Regions from separate parts of the Homo sapiens genome. Here region 2 is linked to region 1. Evidence: chromatin loops called from intact Hi-C (ENCODE). Cell type or tissue: heart right ventricle. All regions are shown on one strand. Links, peaks and the distances in the headings refer to the core of each region. The heading gives the core; the rest is flanking DNA. Region 1 holds the start of LOC124902670 (a long non-coding RNA gene). Region 2 holds the start of LOC124902671 (a long non-coding RNA gene).

What was found. Peaks named below come from ENCODE experiments on the same cell type or tissue, not always from the same donor. Only the 100,000 strongest peaks of a DNase experiment are listed, where the experiment ranks them.
Region 2: it touches region 1 in a loop (2.0-fold over the local background); 5 of 110 quality-filtered maps call a loop at or near these places.

What each region holds. Positions count from the first base shown.
Region 1 is chr11:46,995,338-47,010,521 of GRCh38, reverse strand. The region is part of intron 2 of CSTPP1 (centriolar satellite-associated tubulin polyglutamylase complex regulator 1); the gene reads right to left. LOC124902670 (a long non-coding RNA gene) reads right to left here and starts at 11,546. Exons shown (of 2, transcript XR_007062665.1): 1 at 1,097-11,546. RefSeq lists an enhancer at 1,922-2,422 and a silencer at 5,643-5,722. In heart right ventricle, for the core only: no CTCF peak of the experiment used is centred there; a DNase peak (open chromatin) is centred at 5,671; H3K27ac peaks cover 2,413 bases.
Region 2 is chr11:47,129,471-47,144,654 of GRCh38, reverse strand. It overlaps CSTPP1 (centriolar satellite-associated tubulin polyglutamylase complex regulator 1), which reads right to left. Exons shown (of 9, transcript NM_024113.5): 4 at 6,926-7,010. It overlaps LOC124902671 (a long non-coding RNA gene), which reads left to right and starts at 7,779. Exons shown (of 2, transcript XR_007062666.1): 1 at 7,779-7,838; 2 at 13,797-15,184. In heart right ventricle, for the core only: no CTCF peak of the experiment used is centred there; no DNase peak of the experiment used is centred there.

The DNA of each region.
Region 1 (15,184 bases), core at 4,507-7,006:
CAGGAATCAAAGGAGCTTTGGAGGCTGAGCATCAGGAAACTAGGCAAAGGTCTCACCACAACAGTCTGATCCATAAGCAGCTACTGCAACTGACACATCTTTCCACTCCAGTCTCTTTGCTTAAGATAGCCAGAGACAGATTCCGTTGCTTCGGCCAAGAACATTTACTGCTACGGAATTTGTATAAAGTGAGACTCTTTGAAGAAAAGCTGGTCCCACTCTTTTGAGGAATTTCATTTCTCAACATGATCTCCATTCCCATCCACTTTCCTCTTTTTGCCAAGGCACACTAAACTTGGGATCTACTTTTTATTTCCACTCCTTTCCCAAGTAGTCTTCGCTTCCCGGAGTTCCATTCTCTCTTCTCTGTCTGATAATTATCTACACATTCTTTAAAACTAAATTAATGTCACTATTCTGTGAATTCTTTCCTGACCGTATAAATAATCACTTTTCCTGTCAAAGTTTACTCACTAGTCCAGAACTTCTAATGCTCTATTTTAATTGTATTTGTGTCACTATCTAATTTTTACATGACAGTGAATTTCTTGAGGACCATATCTGACACACAGTGATTGGCATATGATAACTATTTAATAAATAGTTACTGAATTTTAAAAATTGAAAGAAGACCAAACAATGAGTTTCTCAGCATTTATGAGGTACTGTCTTTGCCTTTCTTCCTCTTCCTTTTTTTTTTCTTTTTGAGACAGAGTCTTACTCTGTCACTCTGTTGCCCATGCTAGAGTGCAGTAGTGCGATCTTGGGTCACTGCAACCTCCCTGCAACCTCTGCCTCCCAGGTTCAAGCAATTCTTCTGCCTCAGCCTCCCAAGTGGCTGGGATTACAGGCGCCTGCCACCACACCCAGTTAATTTTTCTATTTTTAGTAGAAATGGGGTTTCACCATGTTGGCCGGACTGGTCTCGAGCTCCTGACCCCAGCTGATGCTCCCGCCTTGGCCTCCCAAAGTGCTGGGATTACAGGCATGAGCCACCACACTCAGCCATTTTACCTTTCTACTTATTTCAATATAATTGAGCCTTCCACAAACTGGCCCTATCCTCATTATATATTTTCTGTTTGTTGCTTTTTACCTTGTACTAGTCCTCCATGAGTCAAATTAGATTCCTTTATGATCCCTTGCAGTGTATGATATTTTCTACTTCAACTAATTATTAATATGTTCCATCAGAATGCAAGTTTTAAAAGAGTTCTTCCTCCAATAAAAGTAGAGTAGGTAATTCAGACTAACTCTTCTGGCTGAGAAAAAAATGGATAAATTATTAAAGACAATTGTCTGAAGTCATCAGAGAGCCACCAAGGCAAATGAAGAATGACAAGGCCAAGTTATGAGAGAATAAAACCGAGAAAGGTGAGCTGAGCATTTAGTGCCACTTTTCCCAATGTGTAGGGTTTCTAAACAGAAGGGTCCATGGATTAAATTCAAGAGATCCACACACTTGGATAGGGAAATTTTTTTTTTTTTTTTTAGATGGAGTCTTGCTCTGTTGCCCAGGCTGGAGTGCAGTGGTGTGATCTTGGCTCACTGCAAGTTCCACCTCCTGGGTTCCTGGCATTCTCCTGCCTCAGCCTCCTGAGAAGCTGGGACTACAGGAGCCTGCCACTACGCCCAGCTAATTTTTTTGTATTTTTAGTAGAGACGGGGTTTCACCGTGTTAGCCAGGATGGTCTCGATCTCCTGACCTTGTGATCTGCTTGCTCAGCCTCCCAAAGTGCTGGGAGGCATGAGCCAGGGAAATTTTTATGTTTATTTTTACTAACCTCTAACTGGAATTTGGCATTTCCTTCTATTATGAATATAAGCATAGCAGAATTAACAGTACCTGTGACTCTTTCAATAATAGAAATCTCAGATATTGGCTAGGCACAGTGGTTCACACCTGTAATCCCAGCACTTTAGGAGGCTGAGGCAGGAGGATGACTTGAGGACTGGAGTTTGAGAGTAGCCTGGGCAATATAGCAAGACCAAATCTTTACAAAAAACTTTAAAATAAAAAAAAAGAAACCTCAGATATTTTCATATAACATTACTGTCATACCAGATATCTCACAATATCATTTATACTTATCACCACTTCAGAAATAAGGTATTATTATATCACTGGTAGCTCTAGGGGCCTCTGCCAGTTCTGGAAGATTCAACTGATACACTAAGCAGTTAATAATTTTGAATTAATGTTAAGTTCCTGAGTTTTCAAATGACTGTTAGGGCTTGCAGATAAAAAATCAGAGTTGGCTGGGCGCGGTGGCTCACACCTGTAATCCCAGCACTTTGAGAGGCCAAGGCGGGCAGATCACCAGGTCAGGAGTTCGAGACCAGCCTGGCCAGCACGGTGAAACCCCGTCTCTACTAAAAACAAAAAATTAGCCTGGCATGGTGGCGCAGGCCTGTAATCCCAGCTACTTGGGAGGCTGAGGCAGGAGAATCACTTGAACCCGGGAGGCAGAGGTTGCAGTGAGCCAAGATCATTCCACTGCACTCCAGCCTGGGCGACAGAGTGAGACTCAGTCTCAAAAAGAAAAGAAAAAAAAAATAGAGTTCAGGACCCACCCACGTTGGGGGCTGGGACTCTGGTAAACCCTAAAGCTCTTTTGGCACTCCTCAGAGCTATACTGAAAATCAGCCCTCCCTGAGATGTAAATCTATATTCAAATCCTTTCAAACCCTCATGGGATTGAGGTAATCCAGGATTGCTAGTGCCCAGGCCATCTGCCAAAAGCAAATATAAATCCCCTCCGAAGAAAGATAACATCATTCTGGGCCTCACATTATCTGTATAGTTTTTCAATTTACATAACTCATACACAATTTACATAACTCAACTAGAGAAAAAAAAAAGTATAACACAAGATAAGATAATGGAGTAAAAAAAAAATGGATAGGACAGAAAACAGAAACAGACCCACAGGGTATCCAGACAATAAATTATGGACTTTGTAATAACCATGCTTTATTTACTATGTTCAAGCAAATGAAAGACAAGATTTAGCAAGGAAACAAACAAAAACTGAATAAAAATACTTGAACTAAAAAAATACAATAATTAGAATTAAGAACTCAGTAGATGGGTTTAATAGTAAATTACACAGAAATGAAGAGAGAATTAATGACCTGGAAAATAGATCAGAAGAAAATATCCAGAATAAAGCATAAACTACAAAATGATGGGCTGGGCATGGTGGCTCATGACTGTAATTCCAGCACTTTGGGAGGCCGAGGCAGGCAGATCATTTGAGGTCAGGAGTTTGAGACCAGCCTGCCCAACATGGTGAAACCCCATCTCTACTAAAAACACAAATTAGCCAGCCACGGTGGTGGGCGCCTGTAATCCCAGCTACTCAGGAGGCTGAGGCAGAAGAATCACTTGAACCAGGAAGGCAGAGTGGGTTGAACCTGGGAGGCAAACCTGGGTTGCAGTGAGCCAAGATAGTGCTACTGCACTCCAGCCTGGGTGACAGAGTGAGACTCTGTCTCAAAAAAAAAAAAAAAAAAAAAACCACACAAAATGATAGAAAATGCAAAAAAGAGCATAAGAGACAGAGAATACTATGAAAAGGTCTAATGTTTGTGTAATTAGAATCCCAATAGGAGTAAAGAGAGGGTAGAGGCCAGTCGTGTTGGCTCATGTCTGTAATCCCAGCACTTTGGGAGGGCGAGGCAGGAGGATCACTTGAGCCCAGGAGTTTGAGACCAGTCTGGGCAAGATGGCAAGACCCTATCTCTAAAAAAAAAAAAAAAAAAATTAGCTGAGTGTGGTGGCGTGCAACTGTGGTCCCAGCCACTTGGGAGGCTGAGTGAGGCAAGAGGATTGCCTGAGCCCAGGAGGTAGAGGCTGCAGTGAGCCATGACTGCACCACTGCACTCCAACCTGGGTGACAGACAGAGATCCTGCCTCAAAAAAAAAAAAGAGACAGAGACAGAGAGAGAGTAGAACAGAAGTAAATTTGAAGAGCTAATTATTGAGAGTTTTCCAGGACTGATAAATGATATCAAGCTATAGGTTCAAGAAGCACTAAGAACACCGAATAGTTTAAATATAAAGAAAAGCAAAACTAGACACATTACACTAAAACTATCAAAAACCAAAGACCAAGTAGAAATATCCAAAAACCATCCAGAGATTTAAAAAAAGATTATTTTCAAAGAAGCAAGAATAAAACTGAGAGCAACTTCTCAACAAAGTCAGTAGAAACCAAAAGATAATGGAATGGTAAAACAGCTGCCAACCTAGAATTTATCTCAGGAAAAAAACTGCCCTTCAAAAATGAGGTGAAAATGTAAATAAGACGTATAGATTAGTTAATAGTTTTGAATTAATGTTAAGTTCTTGATTTTGGCAGTTATATTATGGATACAGGAAATGTTAACATTAGTAGAAGCTGTATGAAATGGATGTGGGAACTCCATATATAGATTTTTTTAAACTTTATGTAAGTCCAAAATTATTCACACACATTCTAAAAAGGTAAAATGAAAACAATTTCAGAATGGAAGCTCCATAAGAGTTGAAATTTCTGGTCTGTTTTTTTCACTGCTATATCCCTAGTATCTAGAACGCTAAGACGTAGGCACTCAATAAATATATATTGAATGAATGAGTGAACAACAGTAGTAGCAGTAGCTACTAATTAATTCAACACTTATTGTATCTTAAGTGAAATGCCAAGCACTTTACTTTCATTAACTCATTTAATCATTCCAACAATTATGTAACATGGAATTTTATATTTTATATATGAGTCTCCCTATTTTATAGATGAGGTAAGCAATCTGCCCAAGATCTCATACCAGAAAGTGGCAGGCCCTCTAACATAGACCTATCTGATTCCAAAGTCCATGTTCTTAACCACTATGTTATGGTGCTTTCATGTTGCAAAATATGTCTCCTTTCTGTTTTGTTTATCCAAACTCTACCTTCCTTTCCAAAATTAAGACAAACTCCTCTATAAGACTCAACTAATTTTACTTAACTAATAGCCATTATTTTTCCTTACTCTCAATTCTCAGTGTACTGGGCCATATAACTTAATGCCATTATATAAGGTCTTGTATTGCTCTGTAATTGTTCGTTATTCAATGAGTTTTACCTCTTTAACCAGATTACATCTTACAGGGAAGTGACCATATCTTATATTCCTATTAATATAGAGCACATTTGAAGCTCTATAACAATACTTAATATTTTTGTAAAGGGATGAAGAAAAACATTTCCATGCAAGAAACAGTGTTTTTGAATGCTTTAGTGATCAGGCTTACATGGTCTAAGATTCTAAACATAAAATTTGACTCAGAAAAACAAAAAAACCACTATCTTAAAAAGTTTTTACATCAATTTTCTGTAGTATCTCTTTTTCCTTATGACATTTTAGGGGATGTTCAGGGTAATTTGGACATAGCAGTACAAGTTCTCCTGGTTAAACCTTCTTGAGAGGGTATATAGATTGCATAGAAGGTAAAGTATGAGAGTGTGCAGATGAACAATTATCCCCACACATGTAAGCTGCAGTTTGTCTGGTGTAAATATACTCTCCCTGCCTGGAACTGCCTGTGTAATGTTCTCTCTTTGGGCTCTGTGGTTTCTCAATACATTCCAACTGTTCAGAGGCTGGAGCTTGGCTCTGCAAGCATAGATAAACAGCTTCCTGGAGCAGGCTGCCAGCATGAGGAGCAATGACCTCAGCAGAGAAAGTCTGCTTTTCATTACCCTGAGCCCATCACTGTACTGCTAGAGCTAAGAGTGGGAACAACACAAGTTGGATAGAGTTGACTGACTCAAGTCTCCCACTACACCTTGAGTTTTAAAATTCTGTATCTAGAGGAAAGGGGGTAAAGACAGGAAGTGAGAAAATGGCATATGCAAAGAAAACAAAGATAGAAAAGCTTTCTTAGGCTATTCTGTGAATGAACTAAATGATGAGTGAAGTGGTTAAGAGTCATGCAGGCAATCATTGAATGTTTTAGTCTCCAAAAACGTACACAAAATACAGGGCAAGAAAGAAGTGTTATAGAAAGTAAGAGAGGCCAGGTACAGTGGCGCACACCTGTAATTCTAGCATTTTGGGAGGCTGAGGCAGGAGCATAACATGAGCCCAGGAGTTCAAGACCAGTTTGAGCAATAAAATGAGACCCGTCTCTATAAAAAAGAAAAAAAAAAGTTAGCTGGGTATGGTGGCACGCACCTGTGGTCATGGCTACATGGGAAGCTGAGGCAGGAGGATTGCTTGAGCCCAGGTTAAGGCTGCAATGAGCCATGTTTGTGCTACAACTCCAGCCTGGGTGACAGAGTGAGACACTATCTCAAAAAAAAAAAACAAAAACAAAAAAACAAAAACAAAAACAAACCAGTAACAACAACAACAACAAAAAACAAAAGAGAGACTAAAAAGTCCTCAAGATCTTCAACTCTGATGCCATTTAAAGAGAGAGAAAAGGAAGACTATCCAGATCCACAGAGATACAAAAATCCCAGAAAAGTGGAGCTTAAGGAGAACAACACACAATGAAGATGAATTATATATAGCCAGACATCTTGCATGTGTAATTTCATGTGATTTGCATAACAACCCTAGAAGATAGGTATTATCATCCCTAGCAATAATCTAGACCTAGAAAATTACAATACAATGACATCAACAAAGACATTTGTTGTTGATATTATTTAATGACAAAGGGATGATTTCAAGTCTGCTTCTACGGCCACCCAGGAAACAATGCTTTTCCCAAACATCTCTCATTGTAGTATTATCTATTGTTGCAGCCCCAGAACTCAGCAATACTAGAACTGTGACCTAGAAGAAATGTACACATTTGTGCCACTTTCTGATAAGACAGTTTCTGCAGTGCTGGTAGCATTGCATCTGATAGTTGAAGAAGGGAATCACAATTATGTCCTCAGACAAGAAATTGGTTAGATATGACCCCTCCTGAAGGATCCTGAGAGACAATTTGTTTTTTGGAGAAGTCACTGACTATAATGATGCACCTGCAAGGGGGCCGGGAGCTGAGAGACAGACAAACATCTTAGCAAATTCTAAAAGCAGAGTGAAGCTTCATTTGACTTTCATTTCACTTTTCTCAGGGAAGAAGAACCTTTGTGTTACTGCCAAAATCCTAACTGTCCTTCCTTCCTCTCTGTCCCCTCCACCCCCACGCCAGCTCATTAAAGATCTTCTGGTTAAAGGTGCCAAATTGTGTCATTCTTTCCTACTCCAGTGCCAAGCCTGTGCCAATGGCACCACAGATTGATCTGCTAGAGTTCTGAGCAAATTATGGAAGAAATTAAAAGCACTGAAAATTTTAAATTGTTCTGTTGCTGGTGAAGTAAAGCTTTTTAAACTTCTTATTCTTCTTGTAGAGACAGGGGTCTCATTGTGTTGCCCAGGATGGCCTCAAACTCCTGGCCTCAAGTGATTTTCCCACCTTGGCTTCCCAAAGTGCTGGGATTATAGGTGTGAGCCTATAATCTGGCCTAGTTTCTTAACTTTTGATGACTGACTTTACATTGCTAATGGCATAACACTTGTTAATTAAGACTCGTGTGAGTGTACTTGATTGCCAGACAAGTATTCAGGGAATTATCAGAGTGGTGGTGTGAAGGAATATCAGGGCTTGGACCAAATAAAGATCCTTCATATTATTTATAGATTGAAATAAATCAAGTTATTTATCTAAGGGGAGATATTTTAATGTAAAAAATCAGACCTAAATTTTATACTAGCTAGCTGCAAAAGCAGCTCCCATGAAAACAGAAATAGTATCATTGGGGCTTGAGAACACTTCAGCCAAGGATGGTGTTTCTTCATTTCCTCTTATTGAATGGTTTTATAACAGATAAGTTTCTCTTAACTTGTAGAAGGCAGGGGGTGGGGTGGGGGGAACAAGGTCTTTCCTGACAGGGAGAATCTGGGCCCAATTATTACTTCTGTAACCTTTGACTCTGACTTCTAAACGAGTCAAGGGACCAGTGGGCTGTGAAATAGCTTCCTCCATTACCAGGTCAAGTGCTGCTGGATAGTTTCCTGTAACCATAATACAAAGGGACTGAAGAAGTGAGATGGATTCTACAAAAACAGGCAACTTCTTGCATCCTCAATGACCCTGGATTTTTAAGTTTCAAAACAGATTTTGACTCTTAACTCACCACCATGGCTCCCTGTAGTCTTTTTGCTATAGCATACCTCTAGTAATACAGAAAAGAGCCAGAAAGAATCCTCTATAGATTTGGTTCTATGATGGTCTAACAGAGGTGCCTGGCCTAGTAACAGTGGGGATAGGGTTGCTTTAACTGAAGGCAAATCTCTTCCTGACAATTATCTGAGTCTGTGGGAAACCAGATGCTGACAATGAGAAACGGGTAATTTTCTGTTACAATGTTTAACAGCTAAGAACTGAACTATGGAAAAAAGTCAGGGGAGGGGGTGGGTAAAGGGGGAAGCATTACCCCTTTTGAAGAAGTCTATAATAGGATTAGTCACCATTACTTTACCACACCACATTTTGGCTCAATTTAACGTAAATAAGTAGAGAAAACATGAGCAGAAATGGCCCAAAGAAGTCTCAAGTCCATCTCTCATTCAGAGCTACAAGCTGGAAATCAGCGAAGTCTTGGTTTGTTCTGATGTGCTTCTTGTTGCCTCACACCTGCTCCTCTGTTACCATGGACACAAGAAGAACCCCAAACAACATTATTTAAACTCTAGATGGTGAATGATCCTTAAAAAATCTGTCACCTTTAGAATGAATGTTTATGCCCTGATTGTTATAGATTATGTAGGAAAGAAGTGGGTCATCTTTTCATAGGGCTTAAAGCACCTGTCTGAAAAAAAAAATAACAAGAAATGATACATATTTTATAATCATGGATTGTTTTCATTAGAGTTACGTTTTAAGTTATTTAGGAATATGCACTATTACCTATGTAACAAACCTGCACGTTCTACACATGTATCCCAGAACTTAAAGTAAAAGAAAAGAAAAAAGAAAAAAAAAACGGGTATGCACTATTGGAATCTCTTTTTTTCTCCAAGGATGAATTAATGAAGTTCATATTTTATGGATTTATTTGAATCAAAATTAATTCTGATGATTAACATGTATCAAAATGAAATTATTAATGCTCCTTTTCTAAAAACTGACAAAGATTTCCATCTCCATATTTATACTATGTAGTGTAGAACACAAATACTTTTGATGATGAATTATTTTATTTACTTTCACTGGTTAAATAGGAGCAGAGCATGAGGGAGGCCAGTTACCCATGAGGGGGTCCTAAGAACACTGCCTAGTAAGGGTACTCCATTCTCAGTAGCAACAAATAAAATCAATCAAATGATCATTTTTGGACACAGGAAGCTTACTTAGATAATCAAGGTGGACAAAGAAAAGGTGCATCACCCTCTGAGCTAAGTTATTGGCTCTCTGATGGGATGAGCTCTCAATCGTCATCTCTTCCAAGAGGACTTCCCTGTCCATACTATATATTACCTTACTCTGGCTGTTTTCTTGTTATTTGTCTTGTTACAGTTACCAGCTATGTAACCATGAGAATGTTACTTTTATAGCCTGAATTTCCTTATGAGTAAAATGAGGATAATACTAATACCCTGTTTATATAGAACTGTGAAGATTAAATAAAATAATGGATATTATATGCTTAGAACAGTGCCTAGCACACAGTGCTTATTAACTATTAGCTATTCTCATCCCCATCAGTTTGCTTGTTTATTGATTATTACCCTCATTAAAACACTAGGTTCATAAAGATAGGTACCTTATTTGTCTTGCTCACTGCTCTATTCCCATTGCATAGTACACACAGGCACAGAGTAGGTGCCCAAAAGTAATTTGTGAATGAATAATTCACAAATGAATGCTGCATATTCTCACGTATCCTTAAAATAAACCAAAGGTAGTCTGTGTACTTCTTTCCCTTGCAACCAAAACAGTCATCATAAAAACTTCACCAAAAAACTAAAATCATCCTTTAAAAAACGAAAACAAGACACTTGATCATAAAAGCGAGCTCTCCTGGGCCCACCAACCAAGACCACAGAATATTATTCTTTTCTATATTAGTATGTGGAAGTCAAGCTCCCTGATGCCATAGTGTTGGAACTATCAATTTAGCCTGTGAAGAATGGTTCCCAATTCTGATACAAATTCTCAGATTTCATCCTGTTTTTCTCTCATCATTATTTTCCAATGTCTCAAAAAGCCACATTTCTCATTTTATCTTTACCACAAGAATCTGGTCACACTCTGCTGTGGTTTCTAAGTTAGAGCTACTCTCGCCCATTTTCTTGGATGTATTTCTTCAGAGGTCCTGACCCAGTGCTGACATTTGGCCTATTCTTAGAGTAGCACCTCTAAATATTAATTTCTTTTACCTTCCACTGGTTGAAGGACAACATTCAGAGGTAGAGGTTACATACAACATAAAAGAAAATCCTCTGGGATTTAGTATCCGTCTTTCAAGAGTGTCCAGAGGAATATGATCTACAGAGCTCATGGTCTTGCAGACATACACAAAGTACTGTTCAGCCACTTGTGTTTTACAGTTTATCCAGATTTGCTGGAACAGTCATGGACTTGTTTGAAAACACCAACAACCAAGGAGTGACAGACAGCATAGGTGAGAGGGCAAGCAGACCCAGAGAAGAAAATCAGAAGAGAAGCCTTCCAAATACAATTTCAAGGAGTACTTTTATCACTGTTTAAAGGTAAATCACCCACGGCTAAATATATGAAAGTCTCAAGATGTGAACTCGAAACTGTAAGATGGAAGGATACCGTTAACATATTTTTGAAAATCATGCTTCCTGCTCTTTATAGTCAGCTCTAGTTGCATCCCCCAAAAGGCCATATTAAACATTTAAATGGCAGTAAACTGAGGTCACCAGCTAAGGCTGTGTGATAAGCTTGCAAAGTATAGTTCATAAGGGAGAATTCAAAAATAGTAGAAATTATAGCTAGAAGAAACCTCCAAATATGATCTGGTTAGCCCTCTAGCAACATTAAGCAGTAAAGTGGCTTGGAGGCAGTAGAGAACAGTGGACTCTATAATACTGCAGATGAGGCTTGATTCCTGAGTCTGTCACTTAACAGCTTGTGAACTTGAAGAAGCTATTTTAATCTTTCTGAGCATCCACTTCCTCCTCTATAAAACAGAGATAACAATAATAATAGTACCCATCTCAAAGAATTGTAGTAGCTGAGACATGGTATTAGTTTAGTAAAAACTGCATATTATAATATATAATTATTATATTATTATTATTATCATGTAAGGCTTTATTAAACCCACTTCATAGATGAGGCAACTGAAGCCCATATTTCAGAAATTTGCCCAGGGTTATAGAGTGAGGACTTAGAAGAATAAGCAGCTCTTTTTCCTTCTAGGGTAGTGCTCTTTCCACTTCACTATGTTTCTCTTATTAATCAATACAAAACTGAAGCCTGAGGCCAGGCGCGGTGGCTCACACCTGTAATCCCAGCACTTTGGAAGGCCGAGGCAGGCGGATCACAAGGTCAGGAAATCGAGACCATCCTGGCTAACACGGTGAAGCCCCCTCTCTACTAAAAATACAAAAAACAAAAATTAGCCGGGCATGTGGCGGGCACCTGTAGTCCCAGATACTCGGGAGGCTGAGGCGGGAGAATGTCGTGAACCTGAGAGGCGGAGCTTGCGGTGAGCCGAGATCGCGCCACTGCACCCCAGCCTGGGCGACAGAGCAAGACTCCATCTCAAAAAACAAAAAAAAACAAAACAAAAAAACTGAAGCCTGAAAGTGAAGGATTTTCACTAACTAAATCAAATTCACAAAGTAAACTCAGGAGCTTCCATCATCCAGGTCTCCTTGTCTACCAAATTATACTTACACTATTTCCCATTCTGTCATACATCCACACCTTTCAGGTCTTCAAAAAAAAAGAAAACCCAAAAGTTTCTGGAGCTGGTTTACTTTTCACTTCTTAGAATAATTTACCTCAAGCCAATCTGGTGTCATAGACTTATGGAAGTGTCAGGTATGTGTCACTCGTATATTATGTAAATTTCAGCTTTCTGGGGACAAGAAACAGCCTGCTTGGCAAGTACATTTCTATCAGCACTGTAGAAAATCTTACGATTTTTTTTCAACAGTGTGTTGGTAGATAAAAGCTGCCTACAGTCAGCCTTACTGTTGGTTCACTACAGCTCAGCATTGGCTACACAGAACAAGTGGAATTCACTTTTGGAGTGCAAGGCGCACAGTATACAGCTTCTAAAATGGCACAATATAGAGCTTTACCACAAAGAATCAAGAAAGGGAGGAAAAGGGGAGGTTCCAAGATGGCCGAATAGGAACAGCTCCAGTCTACAGCTCCCAGCGTGAGCGACGCAGAAGACGGGTGATTTCCGCATTTCCAACGGAGCTTTGAAGAGGGTAATGGATCTCCCAGCACGGAGTTTGAGATCTGAGAATGGAAAGACTGCCTCCTCAAGTGGGTCCCTGACCCCCGAGTAGCCTAACTGGTAAGCACCTCCCAGTAGGGGCCGACTGACACTTCATACGGCTGGGTGCCCCTCTGAGACAAAGCTTCCAGAGGAACGATCAGGCAACTACATTTGCTCCTCTGCAATATTTGCGGTTCTGCAGCCTCCGCTGGTGATACCCAGGCAAACAGGGTCTGGAGTGGACCTCCAACAAACTCCAACAGACCTGCAGCTGAGGGTCCTGTCTGTTAGAAGGAAAACTAACAAACAGAAAGGGCATCCACACCAAAACCCCATCTGTACGTCACCATCATCAAAGACCAAAGGTAGATAAAACCACAAAGATGGGGAGAAACCAGAGCAGAAAAGCTGAAAATTCTAAAAATCAGAGTGCCTTTTCTCCAAAGAAACGCAGATCCTCGCCAGCAACAGAGGAAAGCTGGACGGAGAACGACTTTGACGAGTTGAGAGAAGAAGGCTTCAGACGATAGGTAATAACAAACTTCTCCGAGCTAAAGGAGGATGTCCGAATCCATCGCAAAGAAGCTAAAAACCTTGAAAAATGATTAGACGAATGGCTAACTAGAATAACCAGTGTAGAAAAGACCTTAAATGACCTGATGGAGCTGAAAACCATGGCACAAGAACTATGTGACACACACACAAGCTTCAGTAGCCGATTTGATCAACTGGAAAAAAGGGTAAGAGTGATTGAAGATCAAATGAATGAAATGAAGCAAGAAGAGAAGTTTAGAGAAAAAAGAGTAAAAAGAAACGAACAAAGCCTCCAAGAAATATGGGACTATGTGAAAAGACCAAATCTACATCTGATTGGTGTACCTGAAAGTAATGCGGAGAACAGAACCAAGTTGGAAAACACTCTTCAGGATATTATCCAGGAGAACTTCCCCAACCTAGCGAGGAAAGCCAACATTCAAATTCAGGAAATACAGAGAACACCACAAAGATACTCCTCGAGAAGAGCAACTCCAAGACACAAAATTGTCAGATTCATCAAAGCTGAAATGAAGGAAAAAATGTTAAGGACAGCCAGAGGGAAAGGTCGGGTTACCCGCAAAGGGAAGCCCATCAGACTAACAGCAGATCTCTTGGCAGAAACTCTACAAGCCAGAAGAGAGTGGGGGCCAATATTCAACATTCTTAAAGAAAAGAATTTTCAACCCAGAATTTCATACCCAGTCAAACTAAGCTTCATAAGTGAAGGAGAAATAAAATCCTTTACAGACAAGCAAATGCTGAGAGATTTTATCACCACCAGGCGAGCCCCTGAAGGAAGCACTAAACGTGGAAAGGAAAAACCAGTACCAGCCACTGCAAAAACATGCCAAATTGTAAAGACCATCAATGCTAGGAAGAAACTGCATCAACTAAAGAGCAAAATAATCAGCTAACATCATAATGACAGGATCAAATTCACACATTAACAATATTAACCTTAACTTTGGGAGACCGAGACGGGCGGATCACGAGGTCAGGAGATCGAGACCATCCTGGCTAACATGGTGAAACCCCGTCTCTACTAAAAATACAAAAATTAGCCGGGCATGGTGGCGCGTGCCTGTAGTCCCAGCTAGACGGGAGGCTGAGGCAGGAGAATGGCGTGAACCCGGGAGGCGGAGCTTGCAGTGAGTCGAGATTGCACCACTGCACTCCAGCCTGGGCGACAGAGCGAAACTCCGTCTCAAAAAAAAAAATAAAATAAAATAAAAAACAATATTAACCTTAAATGTAAATGGGCTAAATGCTCCAGTTAAAAGACACAGACTGGCAAATTGGATAAAGAGTCAAGACCCATCAGTGTGCTATATTCAGGAGACCCATCTCACATGCAGAGACACACATAGGCTCAAAATAAAGGGATGGAGGAAGATCTACCATGCAAATGGAAAACAAAAAAAAGCAGGGGTTGCAATCCTAGTCTTTGATTAAACAGACTTTAAACCAACAAAGATCAAAAGAGACAAAGAAGGCCATTACATAATGGTAAAGGGATCAATTCAACAAGAAGAGCTAACTATCCTAAATATATACGCACCCAATACAGGAGCACCCAGATTCATAAAGCAAGTCCTTAGAGACCTACAAAGAGACTTAGACTCCCACACAATAATAATGGGAGACTTTAACACCCCACTGTCAACATATGACAGATCAACGAGACAGAAAGTTAACAAGGATATCCAGGAATTGAACTCAGCTCTGCACCAAGCAGACCTAGTAGACATCTACAGAACTCTCCACCCCATATCAACAGAATATACATTCTACTCAGCACCACATCGCACTTATTCCAAAATTGACCACATAGTTGGTAGTAAAGCACTCCTCAGCAAATGTAAAACACCAGAAATTATAACAAACTGTCTCTCAGACCACAGTGCAATCAAACTAGAACTCAGCATGAAGAAACTCTCTCAAAACCAATCAACTACATGGAAACTGAACAACTTGCTCCTGAATGACTACTGGGTACATAATGAAATGAAGGCAGAAATAAAGATGTTCTTTGAAACCAATGAGAACAAAGACACAACATACCAGAATCTCTGGGACACATTTAAAGCAGTGTGTAGAGGGAAATTGATAGCACTAAATGCCCACAAGGGAAAGCAGGAAAGATCTAAAACTGACACCCTAACATCACAATTAAAAGAACTAAAGAAGCAA
Region 2 (15,184 bases), core at 8,381-10,880, 130 kb before region 1:
TCTTGTCTTTACTGGAGATTTTTGTTATATATTATTTTCTGATTGCTGTGAAGTGCAAAAAGGCCAGGAAGCATTGCCTTTGGAAACCCAGGAACATCTCATTTTTCTTTTAATCTGGTACTATTAATAATACCAACATAATTGTAACAGCAAGAAATTACTACTGGCCAGGCGTGGTGGCTCATGCCTGTAATCCCAGTATTTTGGGAGGCTGAGGTAGGCAGATCGCTTGAGGTCAGGAGTTCGAGACCAGCCTGGCCAACATGGTGAAACCCCGTCTCTACTACAAATACAAAAAATTAGCAAGGCGTGGTGGCGGGCATCTATAATCCTAGCTACTTGGGAGGCTGAGGCACAAGAATCACTTGAACCCAGGAGGCGGAGGTTGCAGCGAGCTAAGATCACGCCACTGCACTCCAGCCTGGGCAACAGAGCAAGACTTCATCTAAAAAAAAAATTATTACTGATTTAATGTCTACAATGTGGTAAGCAGTGTTCATGGTTTTGTTGGTGTTACTGAAATCTTACAAACACCCTATGAGTTAGTTACTATTATTATTATCATCCCCATTTTACAGATATAAAAACAGGGCTCAGAGAAGTTAAGAGATATCCTCAAGGTCATCCAGTTAATGGGGCACAGGTGGGATGTACAGTAGATCTTTCTAATGCCATGGGGCCTGTGTTCTTCTAGGTCAAGGTTAATATTACCATTTCTAACGATTATGACAAGTTTACTCTGTGCCAGCCACCATTTTAAGCACATCATATACTTCTCCTTCAATCATTACAACTATTATTATTCCCATTTTACAAGTGAGGAAACAGGCTCAAATTAAATACCTTTCTCAAGGGCACAGCTAGTATATTGTGGAACCAGGATTTGAACTCAAGAAGTCTGGTTCCAACTGCATGCTCTTAACCATCCAGAAAGCTTCCAGTCCATGGAGGATGGGGAGTGGGAGATGCTGTGGTGATCATCTGGGGATAAAAGAACTACTCCAGTTGCTGCAGGAATATGTGAGGTGGAGGGGATCTCTGGCTTGGCTGCTGTCATGGAGTCTGTTTGCTTTTTCTTTTCCTGTTTTTCCAGCTCACACCTGCTGCCCCAGGGCCTGGCCATGATGCTTGTAGCACATAAGGCAGGCGCATGTGGAGACACCATGCCCCTGAACAGGCTCCGGCTTCCAGCTGCATGTGGATTACATTCTTTTACGCACACATCATCACAGACTGGAGCCTGCTTCTGCAGCCTGTCCCCAGACTTCAGTGTCCTGAATAAAGTAAGCCTGGCAGTGAAATGGGAGAGGGCAGTTCCTCTTCTAGCAATAGTAACTGCCTTGAAGTCTCTACCACCTCCATTTGCAGTTCTGATCAGATGCATAGGTATGTGTGTGGGGAAGCTGGGACCCTGATCTTCAGGACAAAATGAGAATAGTTTACAAAATCAGGGGATGCTTTCTGGGATACATACAATTTTTCTACATATGCACCAGCTGCAGTACAGTGGGGAAAGCATGGCATTGGGAGGAGAAGTTGACACAGAAGCTTGATGCTCATACTCGGGGAGAAAACAAACTTATCCTAATTCTGAATTCATCTCTAACTGCAGCCAGTGCCATGTGGGTTACCCTTGGCCCTTCTGTTGTTACTGCCATTCCCATAATTCCCTCAGACTGCTATTGATATGGACTGGCTACGATGCTTCCTCCTGCTCAGACAGAAAGGTCTGAGGTGTCTGTCAAACAGCAGGCCTCTAGGTGAGGAGTGGGTAAGTTTCCAGCCGCAAATAGAGGAATACCATTCCAGAAGCCCCTTGGTATCAATAACTGTACAATTCTACCTTGGTATCGAGAATTTTTGGTTCTTACAGGATTCTACCACCTACACTCAAATCTTGTGGTGCTTTCATGTATCAGATTGTTTGGAAGGGTCTGAGGAGACAGCTGGGGCAAATGCAAAGCTGTGGCTGCGGGGGGCTAAGATGCATTTTGAAGCCTCACTCTCATAAGCTCCCTCACATCATGGGAAAGGGAAAAGAGGTCAGTATTCTGGAGTGATTGATCAAAACCAAGGTCATACGTCACAGAGTGGTGGCAGCCAATGACCAGTACCTAAGCAGTCCCCTTCTATATCAAGTTCTTTGAGGGGCAGGAACTATATCTTATTCATGACTGTATCCCCATTTGCAGAATAGCTCCCGGCACAAAATATGCACTCAAGAAACATTTGGCGAAATGAAGTACTGATACATACAGCAAGATGGATGAACCATGAAAACATTGTGCTATTAGGTTGGTGCAAAAGTAATTGCAGTCTTTGCCATTGAAAATAATGGCAAAACCACAATTACTTTTACACCAACCTAAAACATGAAACTAGTCACAAAAAAAACACTTTTTTTTTTTTTTTTGAGATGGAGTCTCACTCTGTCACCAGCCTGGAGTGCAGTGGCGCGATCTCGGCTCACTGCAACCTCTGCCTCCTGGGTTCAAGCGATTTTCCTGCCTCAGGCTCCCAAGTAGCTGGGACTACTGGCGTGCATCACCACGCCCAGCTAATTTTTGTATTTTTAGTAGAGATGGGGTTTCACCATGTTGACCAGGATGGTCTCGATCTCTTGACCTCGTGATCCACCCACCTTGGCCTCCCAAACTGCTGGGATTACAGGCGTAAGCCACTGCACCTGGTCGTGGTTTTTTTTTTTTTTTTTTTTTTTTTTGAGACAGAGTCTAGCTCTGTTGCCCAGGCTGGAGTGCAGCAGCATGATCTCGGCTCACTGCAACCTCCACCTCCCGGGTTCAAGTGATTCTCCTGCCTTAGCCTCCTGAGTAGCTGGGATTATAGATGTGCACCACCATGCCCAGCTAAGTTTTGTATTTTTAGTAGAGACAGGTTTCACCATGTTGGCCAGGCTGGGTTTGAACTCCTGACCTCAAATGATCCTCCTGCTTCAGCCTTCCAAAGTGCTGGGATTACAGGCGTGAGCCACTATGCCTGGCCAAGACCACATATACAATTCTACTTATTTGATTTTTTTTTTTTTTAAAGACAGAGTCTCACTCAGTTGCCCAGGCTGGAGTGCAGTGGCACAATCTCAGCTTACTACAACCTCTGCCCCCCAGGCTCAAGCAATTCTCCCACCTCAGCCTCCCAAGTAATTGGGACCACAGACGCACACCACCACGCCTGGCTAAGTTTTTGTATTTTTGTTAGAGATGGGGTTTCACCATGTTGAGCAATCCTCCCCACTTAGCCTCCCCAAGTGTTGGGATTACAGGCATGAGCCACTGTGCCTGGCCTCAATTCTACTTATTTGAAATGCCCAGTGGATAAATCTACAGAGCCAGAAAGTAGATTAGGGGTTGCCTAGGGTTGGGGAAGACGGTGGAGTGGGGACTGAAGAGTAATGGCTAAGGGGTGTAGGATTTCTTTTTAGGGTAATGAAAACATTCTACAATGGACTGTGGTAATGGATGCACAACTCTGGAAATATATTAAAAGCAATTGAATTTTATACTTTAAATGAGTGAAGTGTATGGTATGTGAATTGTATCCCAAAAAGCTGTTAAAAAGAAACATTTGATGAATAAACAAATGAACAAATGAATATAGGATATAGTTGTTGCAGGTTCACACCATTCTCCTGCCTCAGCCTCCTGAGTAGCTGGTACTACAGGCACCCGCCAACACGCCCGGCTAATTTTTTTGTATTTTTAGTAGAGATGGGGTTTCACCATGATAGCCAGGATGGTCTCCATCTCCTGACCTCGTGATCCGCCTGCCTTGGCCTCCCAAAGTGCTGGGATTACAGGCGTGAGCCACCGTGCCCGGCCTTAAGTTCGGTCTTTAAGGATGCTGAGTTTATCTCCCCAGATTTTGGGGCTGAATATTCCTTAAAACAATCTGGGCCCAGGCTGGCTGTGGTGGCTCATGCCTGTAATCCCAGGCACTTTAGAAGGCCTAGGTGGGCAGATCTTTTGAGGTCAGGAATTTGAGACCAGCCTGGGCAACATGGTGAAACCCCGTCTCTACCAAAAATACAAAAAAAAAAAAAATTAGCCGGGCATGGTGTGCACACCTATAATCCCAGCTACTCAGGAGGCTGAGGCAGGAGAATCACTTGAACCCAGGGAGAGGCGGGGTGAAGGCTGCAGTCAGCCAAGATTGCACCACTGCCCTCCAGCCTGGGCTACAGAGTGAGATTCTGTCTCAAAGAAAACAAACAAACAAACAAAAATGTTTTTAATAAAATGATTTCTGCCCAAAGGGGAACGATCATGGAAATTTAAAGCTAACTCCATTTGGCTGCTTTTAAATTACAAGAGATAATCTCCCATACTTTTTTTTTTTCAGTGAAGAAAAAAAATATCCAAATCTCCTTTGGATAGCAGATAAATTAAAATTATAAAACCTGAACTGCGGCTTTTACCAGTGGCCAGTTGCCATCAGGAAAGAAAATTATCCACTGAATAATGAGGGAGAAAAAAACCTACAAAATTTTGCATGTGTGATCACTAAACAGGTTTTGCACATGACCAGCAAAAGTAGGTCATGAGCTGTTAGCTGCAAAACACCGTGCCCCACCGTGAGGCTGGTGTCTGTCACTGGGAGCAATGGAGTTCCCATCTTCCAAGTCAATAGAGGAGCTGGTTGGCACATTTCAAAAGGAGCGAGGTGATTCTTGGTGCAGTGCAGCCAATGCAGCTTTGTTTTCAGTGGGTCAAACCACAAAGCAGAAATGATGCCATGACACAGGGAGGTGGGAGCATGAAGAGACTCCTTGTGCTCCCGATCCCCCATCTCTGGATTCAGGCTGACTGCGGTTCCAGTTCTGCCACTGCTACTTACAAGCTATCAGTATATTCGCACAACATTGTCACCCGTCTGAGCCTCAGTTCCCACTTCAGTGAAGTGAGCAGTAACAGTACCCTTCCCTCAACTGGGGTTCATCACTTTCATGCTCCCTTTTTTTTTTTTTTTGACGTTCAGTCTCACTCTGTCCCCCATGCTGGAGTGCAGTGGCACAATCGGCTCACTGCAACCTCTGCCTCCCAGGTTCAAGTGATTCTCCTGCCTCAGCCTCCCAAGTAGCTGGGATTACAGGTGCCTGCCACCACGCCAGGCTAATTGTTGTATTTTTAGCAGAGACAGGGTTTCACCATGTTGGTCAGGTTGGTCTCGAACTCCTGACCTCAGGTGATCCATCCACCTCGGCCTCCCAAAGTGCTGGGATTACAGGCATGAGCTACCACGCCCAGCTGCTTTCAGGCCCTTCTGGTCTCCAACCGCAACCCTCTTCATCACAAGTCACTGCCAACCCTTGCCTCCTCTTTTCTCAGAATATCCTCTAGGGGTGTGTGTGGGAGTGTGGGTATGTATTTGTGTGTGTGTTTTGTTGTTTGCCTAATACTCTCACCACCCTCCAACTCTGTCTTCAGAGCCGGAGGCTCCCCACAGAAACCACAAAGGATCATTTTAAAGGGAAGTAACAGTTTTTACAAGGATTAGGTGAGATAGTTAAGGTAAACAAATTTAAATAGAACAATGAAGGTAAATGCATTCAGTATGATATAGGGAAGGTAGGCATTCTTCGATAAACATGATTTTTGCTGTACGTCCATTTGCAACCCTAGCTCAGGTTTTTTTTTTTTTTTTTTTTTTTTTTTTTTTTTGAGACGGAGTCTTGCTCTGTCGCCCAGGCTGGAGTGCAATGGCACGATCTCTGCTCACTGCAACCTCCGCCTCCCAGGTTCAAGCGAATTCTCTTGCCTCCACCTCCCGAATAGCTGGGACTACAGGCAAGCGCAACCGTGCCTGGTTAATTTTTTGTATTTTTAGTAGAGATGGAGTTTCGCCATGTAGGCCAGGCTGGTCTTGAATACCTGGCTTCAGGGGATCTGCCTGCCTTGGCCTCCCAAACTGCTGGGATTACAGGCGTGAGCCACCGTGTCTGGCCTAGCTCAGGTTTTGAGTTAAGTAAGTAAAAGTTAACTGAGGCATAGTCCAATTACCTCATGTGGTTAAAAATTGTGAATGATGGTGAAACCCAACACAGAAATTAGGGGCTTCTAACTATTTCTGCCAAGTCCTGGTTCTGGACTGATCTTGAAAACCTTCTTCTGGCATAAATAATATAATGTGCCTTTCCTTCAACTGGGGCTTTATCACCTTTATGCCCTTCCAGTCCCCAACCTCAACTCTCTTCATCACAAGTCACTGCCAACCCTTGCCCCCTGATATGGTTAGGCTTTGTGTTCCCACCTAAATCTCAACCCGAATTGTAATCCCCAGGTGTTGAGAGGGAGACCTGGTGGAAGGTGATTGGATCACATGGGCAGTTTCCCCCATGCTGTTCTTGTGATAGTGAGTGAGTTCTGAAGACATTTGATGGTTTTATAAGCGTCTGACATTTCCCCTGTCTGTACTTCTCTCTCCTACCACCATGTGAAAAAGGTCCTTGCTTCCCCTTTGCCTTCCACCACGATTGTAAGTTTCCTGAGGCCACGCGGAACTGTGAGTCAATTAATCCTCTTTTCTTCATAAATTACCCAGTCTTGGGTAGTATCTTTACAGTAGCGTGAAAACACACAAATGCAGCCCCTCTTTTCTCAGAATATCCTCTAGGGTGTGTGTGTGTGGGGGTATTGGAGGGGTCTGGGCTTTTTCTGCCTCTTCATCTCACCACCCTCCAACTCTATCTTCAGACCCTGAGGCTCCCCACAGAAACCACAAAGGATCATTTCGCTTCCCTTTGGAAATGCAGAATGTATTATGTTTTGGGGCACATCCCAAATAGACCCCTCTCCCACTGCCAGTTTCTTCCCTAAATGCTCCTTTTTTTCATTTGTATACACTCCAGGTTTCTCTAGGAAGCAGTGGCCCACAGAGAGCTGAGTTGGTTTCAAGAGTCCAGGAGACGTACCTGGCTGCTTTCTGAGTGAGCTCCAGCGGGAAATCAGGACACAGTAATTGCAGCAAACAGTGATATTCTTTCATGGTCAGCAAATCTGAAGTGGAAATGGAGAGGAACACATTAGGTCTCTGCATTTCAAGTCACTGCCCTCTTTTTGTTCATTTCATGAGTTTCAGACCTGGTCTTGGTAGAGCTGTTCTTTTAAAAGCAAGTCAGTGTGAAGGGTATGCTAGTCTCTAACCTCCAGGTGTGAGATTTTAAGATCAGTATTTCTACAAAGCTTTTCCAGGGTGGGAGGCATCCAGTTACACCATTTTGACCAAAGGAGCTTCACTGGTATGAAAATTGGTCGGGTGAAGAGAGCAAACAAGAGAGGCACCTTCATCAGTCTTCTTTAGTTTGGTTTTCCTTGTATATAAAAATCTGGAAGAACAAGTCATTTCAAAGCCGGTTAAATTTGCTGAAATTCTCTGGCATGGTAACGTTTCCCACCACATGCCCAAAGACCATCCACAGAATATCTGGAAGCAGTACTAACGCAAACAGTCTTGCTGTGTAGGGAGAAGAGTACAGCATAGAAACCCACAGACCTCATTACTCTGTCATCCAGTACTGCAGCAGGCTGGCTTCTTTTGAATGGCTGAACACAAATCTGGTCATCCTATTATAGGAAGCCAAGACAAAGGTCCAAGATATACAGTCAAGGCAACCAAATGATTCCTGATATACAGAAGCAATGCTTTGTGCTTTGGGAGAGGTGAGCCAGGATGAGGCTCTGTGGTCCAGCAGAGAACCCAGAGAGGTGAATCTCAGAGAAATTTATAGGATCCTGAGGGAGAAGAAATACACTGATGCTTAAGTTATTTTGTTGCTGCATGTACTGAAGGCAAAAGATTTTAGATCAGCCAAGGAGTAAGAATGTGTAAGTATTATCATATATCAAAGCATTTCGAATATGGAAGGGCCTGGTAATGCTAAAGTGAGAGCAATCCACCCGGAAGCCTGCCTAATTGGGAGGAGGATGAGTGAGAGGAGGGAATCCAGAGGGCATGGCTACATTTGGGGAATGAAGATGATGATCACAGGCACTTGGTTTCTTTGGACCTAAGTTAGCCCAAGCCACAGGAATCCAGATCTCCTGCCCCCGTTAGTTTGGTTGATGCTTTTCCAAGACAAAAACCCCAAATCTCCAGGGAAAGGCCTGGGTTCCTAGTACTTTTTCATCAAAGCTTAATTCAAGGTGGGGACAGAGAGTTTGACTAACCACACTGCCAAAGTCAGAAACACCAAAGGAACAGACTCAGCGTCAATATAGGTCAAAGGATCAAGATGGTTTTGTGGCACTCTCCTCTTCCCACTTGCCTGACCTCGGGCACAGCCTGGCAGGAGGTCTTGTTCTTCAAGGGAGGGAGTCATTGCCACTCGTGGTCTCAGGCTTGGGGTGAGGAAAAAGGCGAAGGGAAGGGAGAAAATCCACTGAGTCTAATGTGTTCCCACTTTATTCTCACTCCAGAACTCCCCATGTAGAGAAAAGAGAAGAGTGATTTCTGGCAGGGCAGGGAGTAAATAAAGGAAAGTTCTATCTTTGAATCATCGTGCTTTTCTAGGCTAAACTTTGGTGGATATATCTGATAGCATTCTTAGGGAGAGTCAGAGTGTTTCATAGGAACTTACATTTATCCCCCAAATTACCTACAAAATATCCTTGGGAAGATAACAGAATGAAGGAAAATGAAAAAATGAGAGAGAGAGAGAGAGAGAGTTACTTAATTAAGAAAGACAATGCTAGGAGTCAACATTAGCTTCCTGGTTTCTAGACCCTAGGCCCTCTTCAGGTTTTTGATATTATTCTAACTCATGTACTTCAAGTACTTGCTTCCAAGGACAGAAGAATGATTTACAAAAATCACTGCGTGCTTCTCTAACACAACAAAAGCTCTTAAAAATATGAAAAACAGAATACATCCTGCTCACCACTTCTGGAACTTGACTCTTCTAAATGTTAAGTGAGGACAGTAGTCAGATAAAGAGATTAATGAAAATGCAAGCAAATAAACAACTTTTAATTGTGGAGAGAGTAGTTCTATTAGTTGTTATTATTATTCTTCCATGCAGACTCTGTGTTGGGATGTGGAGAGAGGAGTTCTAATTCTACTGAAGTAGTGACCAGATAATGTCAAGGGCAGATGATTTCTGCTACTTCGAGACACTCCTCAGCTGTTGTACAGTGGGTATTGAGAGAACTATAAGTGGTAAGACTTATTTCAAAATCAGAACACTGATAGGCATATGGGAGCTTGTTCCCTTTCTGCTCCATAGGCTAGGATTCAAATTTTGGCTCTGCGATTCACCAGGTATGTAATCTTGGGCAAATTGCTTAATCTCTCTAAGTCTCAGTTTCTCATCTGTAAAATGCAAGTGACACTGACACTTCTCAGGGTTAAAGTCAAGTGTAAGAGAGATGATGTCTATAAAGTGCTTAGCAGAATGTCTAGAACTTAGTAACATCAAACAATGGGAGTTTGTTTTGGTTCTGTTTTCAAATTCTGGAGGTGAGAAGAAGAGAGGAGGAAGGTATTTGTTGCTGAGTTTTTTTTATTTTAAATTTTAATTAATTAATTAATTAATTAGTTTTGAGATGGGGGCCTCACTCTGTTACCCAGGCTGGAGTGCAGTGGCATAGCTCACTGCAGTCTCGAACTCCTGAGCTCAAGTGATCCTCCCATCTCAGCCTCCCAAGTAGCTGGGACTACAAGCATATGCCACCACACCCTGCGCATTTAAAAAATTTTTGTAGAGACGGGGTCTCGTGCCGTCACCCAGGCTAGTCTTGAACTTCCCGCCTCAGCTTCCCAAAGTGTTGGGATTACAGGCATGAGCCTGGCTGTTGCTGAGTTTGGACACTTAAACACCTAAAAGTTTTCTGCCTTGAAAGTTCTCTGTTGGGTTGCCTGAGCCAAATCCGTTTTGAACACTCTCCTGCAGTGGCCACTCACTTCCTATTCCCATGTGCCTGCTCTGTTCCAGGCTCCCCATTATGATGAACAAGGTAGCAGTCCCCCTAGCTTCTGCAGCCTGCATTTGGGCACCAGTTCACCCTAATGCTCCTGTCTATTTTGGGCCCTTTGGCTCTTAGAACTGTCCAAGATCTCAAAGGCCCTTCTCACAGCCCTTTGTGCTCCAGCAATAACTGTAAAGAGAGTGAGTAGCCATGGAGATCTGTGCTCAGCTCTTGAATTAACTCACTTAGGCCAGGCGCAGTGGCTCACGCCTGTAATCCCAGCACTTTGCGAGGCCAAGGCAAGAGTTCACCTGAGGTCAGGAGTTCGAGACCAGCCTGGCCAACGTGGCAAAAACCCATCTTTACTAAAAATACAAAAATTATCCAAGCATGGTGGCAGGTGCCTGTAATCCAGCTACTTGGGGGGCAGGAGAATCTCTTGAACCTAGAAGGCAGAGGTTGCAGTGAGCTGAGGTCATGCCACTGCACTCCAGCCTGGGTGACAGAGTGAGACTCCTTCCCCCCTCAAAAAAATAAAAAATAAAAAAAAATTAACTCACTTAGCCTTCACAGCATACTACCTTATGAAGTAGACTCCATTATTTCCAGTCCCATTTCACAGATGAGGATGAGAAAGTTTAGAGGGATGAAATAAGCTGGTGAGCAAGGAAAGAGAGGAGGGTCCAGGGTAGGGGAGAGGAAGGGGACCTGTCTTCCCTGAGCAAGATCTCAGGGTGGGAGGGAGAGAAGGGAGGCTGATGGCAGGAGGGGCTTAACAATAACACAGCTAACATTTATTGAGCACTTGGTCTTGGGGAGGCACTGTTCTAAGGGGTTTACATATGTCACCTCACTAATCTTCACGACTATTATCCTCATTTCACAGACACAAAAACTCAGATTGTGCACACTTAAGAGGTAGAACTGGAATTCAAACCCAGGCAGTCTGGCTCCAAAGCCTACCCAGCTAACACTGTCAGCACCTTGATCTTATCAGCTATAATGTGTGAGGCTTAAGAGCTTGTTTTCCCCTCCAAACTAACTGCAGGAACTAAATAGCTCCAGTTGAACTGGATCAAGGAGACAATTCAAGTGAATTGAGATTTTCCATGTAAGAAACCGAGTCTGAAAAGTTCTAATTACTGTCAACAGGGAAGACTGAGGCTCCAGCACAGCAGCCTCAGGCCAGAGGGCATGGGCTGGGGGACCACTGTGCTGGTGGCCACACCGTGGTCTCTCATCCCCACCCACCTGCCAGCCACTCTTCTACCTGGCAGGTGCAGGGGAGGTAAGTATTGTGTATCAGTAGACACCTTCTCTAGATCCCCCCACAATTAGAAGAGTGTCAGCCAGTAGGTCCTGCAAGTTCAAAGGCAAAGACATAATAAGGCTTTGGTGTAAGATCAAAATCAGAACACTCTCCACAAATTTGTGTGTCTCCTTTTGTGGGTGGTCAGACTGCTAAACTTTCTTCTTCTAAGCCTTGCACTAGTCTCACCAATTATGTGGCTGGCTCCAGACCAGAGGTGTTTTACACCCTTGATCCTATCTTCTCCAGAGGCAGCACAGCATAGCATTGTGGTTAATAGCATGGACTTTGGAGTTAGATTGTTCGGGTCCAAATCCTAGCTTTGCCACTGACTTCAAGTTACTTGACTTTTAAGCTCTCCATGCCTCAGTTTCCCCATCTATGAAATGACAGTATGAACATTGCAGAGTTGTTATGAGTTAATGTAAAGTGCTTAGAACAGTGTCTGACCCATCGTAAGGGCCATCTGTTAGTACTTGCTATTATTATTTTAGAAATAAAGAAACTAGGGCTCAGTGAGGTGTAATCATTTTCTCAAGGAAACAGCTAGGAAGAGGGCTGAGATTCAGACCTAGGCCTAGCACAGGCTCTGAAGGTCCTGCAAGTTCCACCCTAGCAGGTGGGATCCAGCTGGTTTGTGAAGGACTTCTGATGTTAGGATTATTCACACCAGGTGACTGACAGATTTTCTATCTAAGTTAAACATACAGGTACCCTTCAGGCAGGCCACTTTAAACAGCACAGGGTAGTTGGGCAGGGCAGTTGTATTAGTGCAGAACTCTGACTTTGCAATCAGATGACCTGGCTTCAAAAACCTGGCTCCACTACTTGCCACCAGCATGACTTAGACAAGCTGTACAACTTCCCTGAACCTTGGTTTCCTTGTCTTAAAAGTGTAAGAACTACAGTACCTACCTAATGGAATTGTTGTAAAAGATCAAAAGAGGTAACATATACACTTTTCTGAAAAAAGTTAGCAAAGTGCTCAATAAGTGGTAGCATTATTTTATAATTATTAACTGATTAAAACTTGAAGTCCTGAAATTAAGGAATCTTTGAACTTAGCTAAAGCAATCAGCACAATGCCTGGTGCATTGCAGTAAACACCTGTTGAAGGAATGAATAAATAAAAACATGCCTCACACAGTGACCCAAATAAAAATTCATAGGGAAAAAGTTCTGGTTACTGTGTGAACACAAAGATAGGGGGTCTCCAGGCACAGGAGGCATTTCTGCAAAATTACAGGGGTATGAGGAGAAACCAGGAGTTGTAAAGTGTGAAAAAAGGAAAATCCCCTACGTGCTAGGTACTATAACTGTCAGTAAACATGATAAACCATGACCAGTGTACTACACTTCATGGGCTTGTTGGCCTTTGCACCAAGTGCTCAGTTCAATCAGCTTGAATATTTCTTTTCATAAGAATGTATCACTGATTTTCCTTTTTTTTTTTTAACAGAGTCTCACTCTGTCACCCAGGCTGGAGTGCAGTGGCACAATCTCGGCTCATGGCAACCTCTGCTTACTGGGTTCAAGCGATTCTCCTGCCTCAGCCTCCCGAGTAGCTGGGATTACAGACATGCATCACTACGCCAGGCTAATTTTTGTATTTTTAGTAGAGGTGAGGTTTCACCATGTTGGCCAGGCTGGTCTCGAACTCCTGACCTCAGGTGATCCACCCGCCTCAGCCTCCCAAAGTGCTGGGATTACAGGCATGAGCTACTGCGCCAGGCCATGTCACTGATTTTTCCATGAAAACCAAAGGAAGCCTAGGGTTCACTTCACAGAAATTCACTTTATTGCTGTTACAACTCTAGCATGAATACTACTGCTTTCAAGATAAGCACTGCCCTGACTCAAAATATTCTTCTGTTGGTTATATCCACTCTAATCCTAGAGAGTGTTAGATGAATTTACTTTAGCTAAGAAAATTAGTCAGAAATTATTGATTCCCAATATATTCAAGGGCTAACTCATTCTCATTTGTAGGAAAAGGATGTCTTTTTGACATCTGGTCTGCCTTCTTGCTGTGGCAAGTCCTGCTTCTGAAGCTCTGTGGGAGCAGCTTAGTCATTTCTACATCCTCCTTGCAGACCACCATGCGTGTCCACATTTGCTCAGAACTGTGGTGGAATATAGCTGTAGATCGGATACCTCTCCTCTTCCTGGGAAATGGTACCTTTGCCAGGATCACAGTGGTGTCACTAAAGAATACCCATGGAGGAGTGCCAGATGGAAGGAAGTGGGGCCATATATTCATTCCTTCAGAGAAAACCTTCCCTAAAGCCTGAAGTCAAAGACTTTTAGCTCTAAATTTATGGGGGATGAAATGGGGCTCAGTCTAAATTCATTTGTGTGAGTGCCTATATGTTGGTTGAGTGAGCTAGTGCTGGACAAGAGCTAAAGATAATGAAATGCTACAAGCCATGGGAGTCCCAGAGGACTGAACAGCCTCTAGTTTGTTGGCTGCATGATCTCAATAGTACTACCACAGAGGCCAGAGAATACCACAGCCCATGTGTGGACTCTCCAATTTTCAGCTGCAATTGTTTTTATGTTCTTTTATGCAGGGGTTGTGAAGGCTCACTCTAAATGACACTCATCCTCAGCCAGGCTGCTCTGCCAAGAGATGCTCGGAAGGACATGGATAGTTCGGGGCATGACCACACCACCCCTTCCAATCCCTGGGGCACCAAGGCTTTGTTACCAGGCCACAGCTGAGTAAATACTTCTCAGTGCTACTCTGTGAGGAGGGGGAAGGGAGTGAGGGACAGTGTGGGGGAAGGGAAGAAGGAGGCAAGACATCTGACGACTTCACTCCCCATGTAGCAGTTGGTATCACATGTCACAGAAAGATTGCTACCCTACTAGGGCCATGTTCCTGTCAAGCAAAGCCCCAGAAGAAGAGAAGGCTGTGTTATTCAATTTTATCTCCTCTGGCAGCACTGTTGTTTTATATTATAAATGGAGGGAAATGATAATTAGTTGACTGAATGGGAAATGACCTTACAAAAGGAATAAGAGGCAATGGCCTCGAATGACACCTGTGGGGTAAAGTATTTGGGCCATTATGAACACTACCCTTTGCCAGCTCATTACTCCCCAGAGCATCTTCAGTGTGTTCCAATGGGGGCAGAAAGCCCCTTTAGTTTTTTTTTGGTTTTTTTTTTTTTGAGACAGAGTCTTGCTCTGTCGCCAGGCTGAAGAGCAGTGGCGCTATCTCGGCTCACTGCAAACGCTGCCTCCCGAGTTCAAGCGAGTCTCCTACCTCAGCCTCCCGAGTACCTGGGACTACAGGTGTCTGCCACCATGCCTGGCTAATTTTTGTACTTTTAGTAGAGATGGGGTTTCACCATGTTGGCCAGGATGGTCTCCATCTCTTGACCTCGTGGTCCGCCCGCCTCGGCCTCCCAAAGTGCTGGGATTATAGGCGTGAGCCACCGCACCCGGCTGCCCCTTTAGTTTTATATTTTATTATGACTAAGCCAGACACCAAGCTAGAAATGTATTTAGTCTATTTCTATTTGGCAGTATCTTTGTTCTAGGCAAAGTATTAAATCAGACACAGTAACAATTTTATGGCAACGTTTAAAATGAACAAAAACAACTCTCCAGGAACTGTTTATATACAGCAGGTAAAGATTTAAAGAAATGCAGGCATTTCTAACCAGGATCTCAACATTCTACCCAGGGTCATGTAGGACATACCATGGCAATCTGATCAGGTTTTTAGGCTAACCATGGCCATCCTGAACCACCACTGGTGGCTTAAACCACAGGCCTGGTCTGATAAGAATCCCCTATACTGTGTCGAACCCTTGGGGGTCTGTTCATCACGATGGGGCCATTAGGGATTGGAGGACCAAGGCAAGGCTTTGTTCTGGGGGAGGTCCTGTCTTAGAAAGTGTGAGGATATGAAACACAGGCTGCATATGGCGAGGGTGGGCAGCCGTATGCA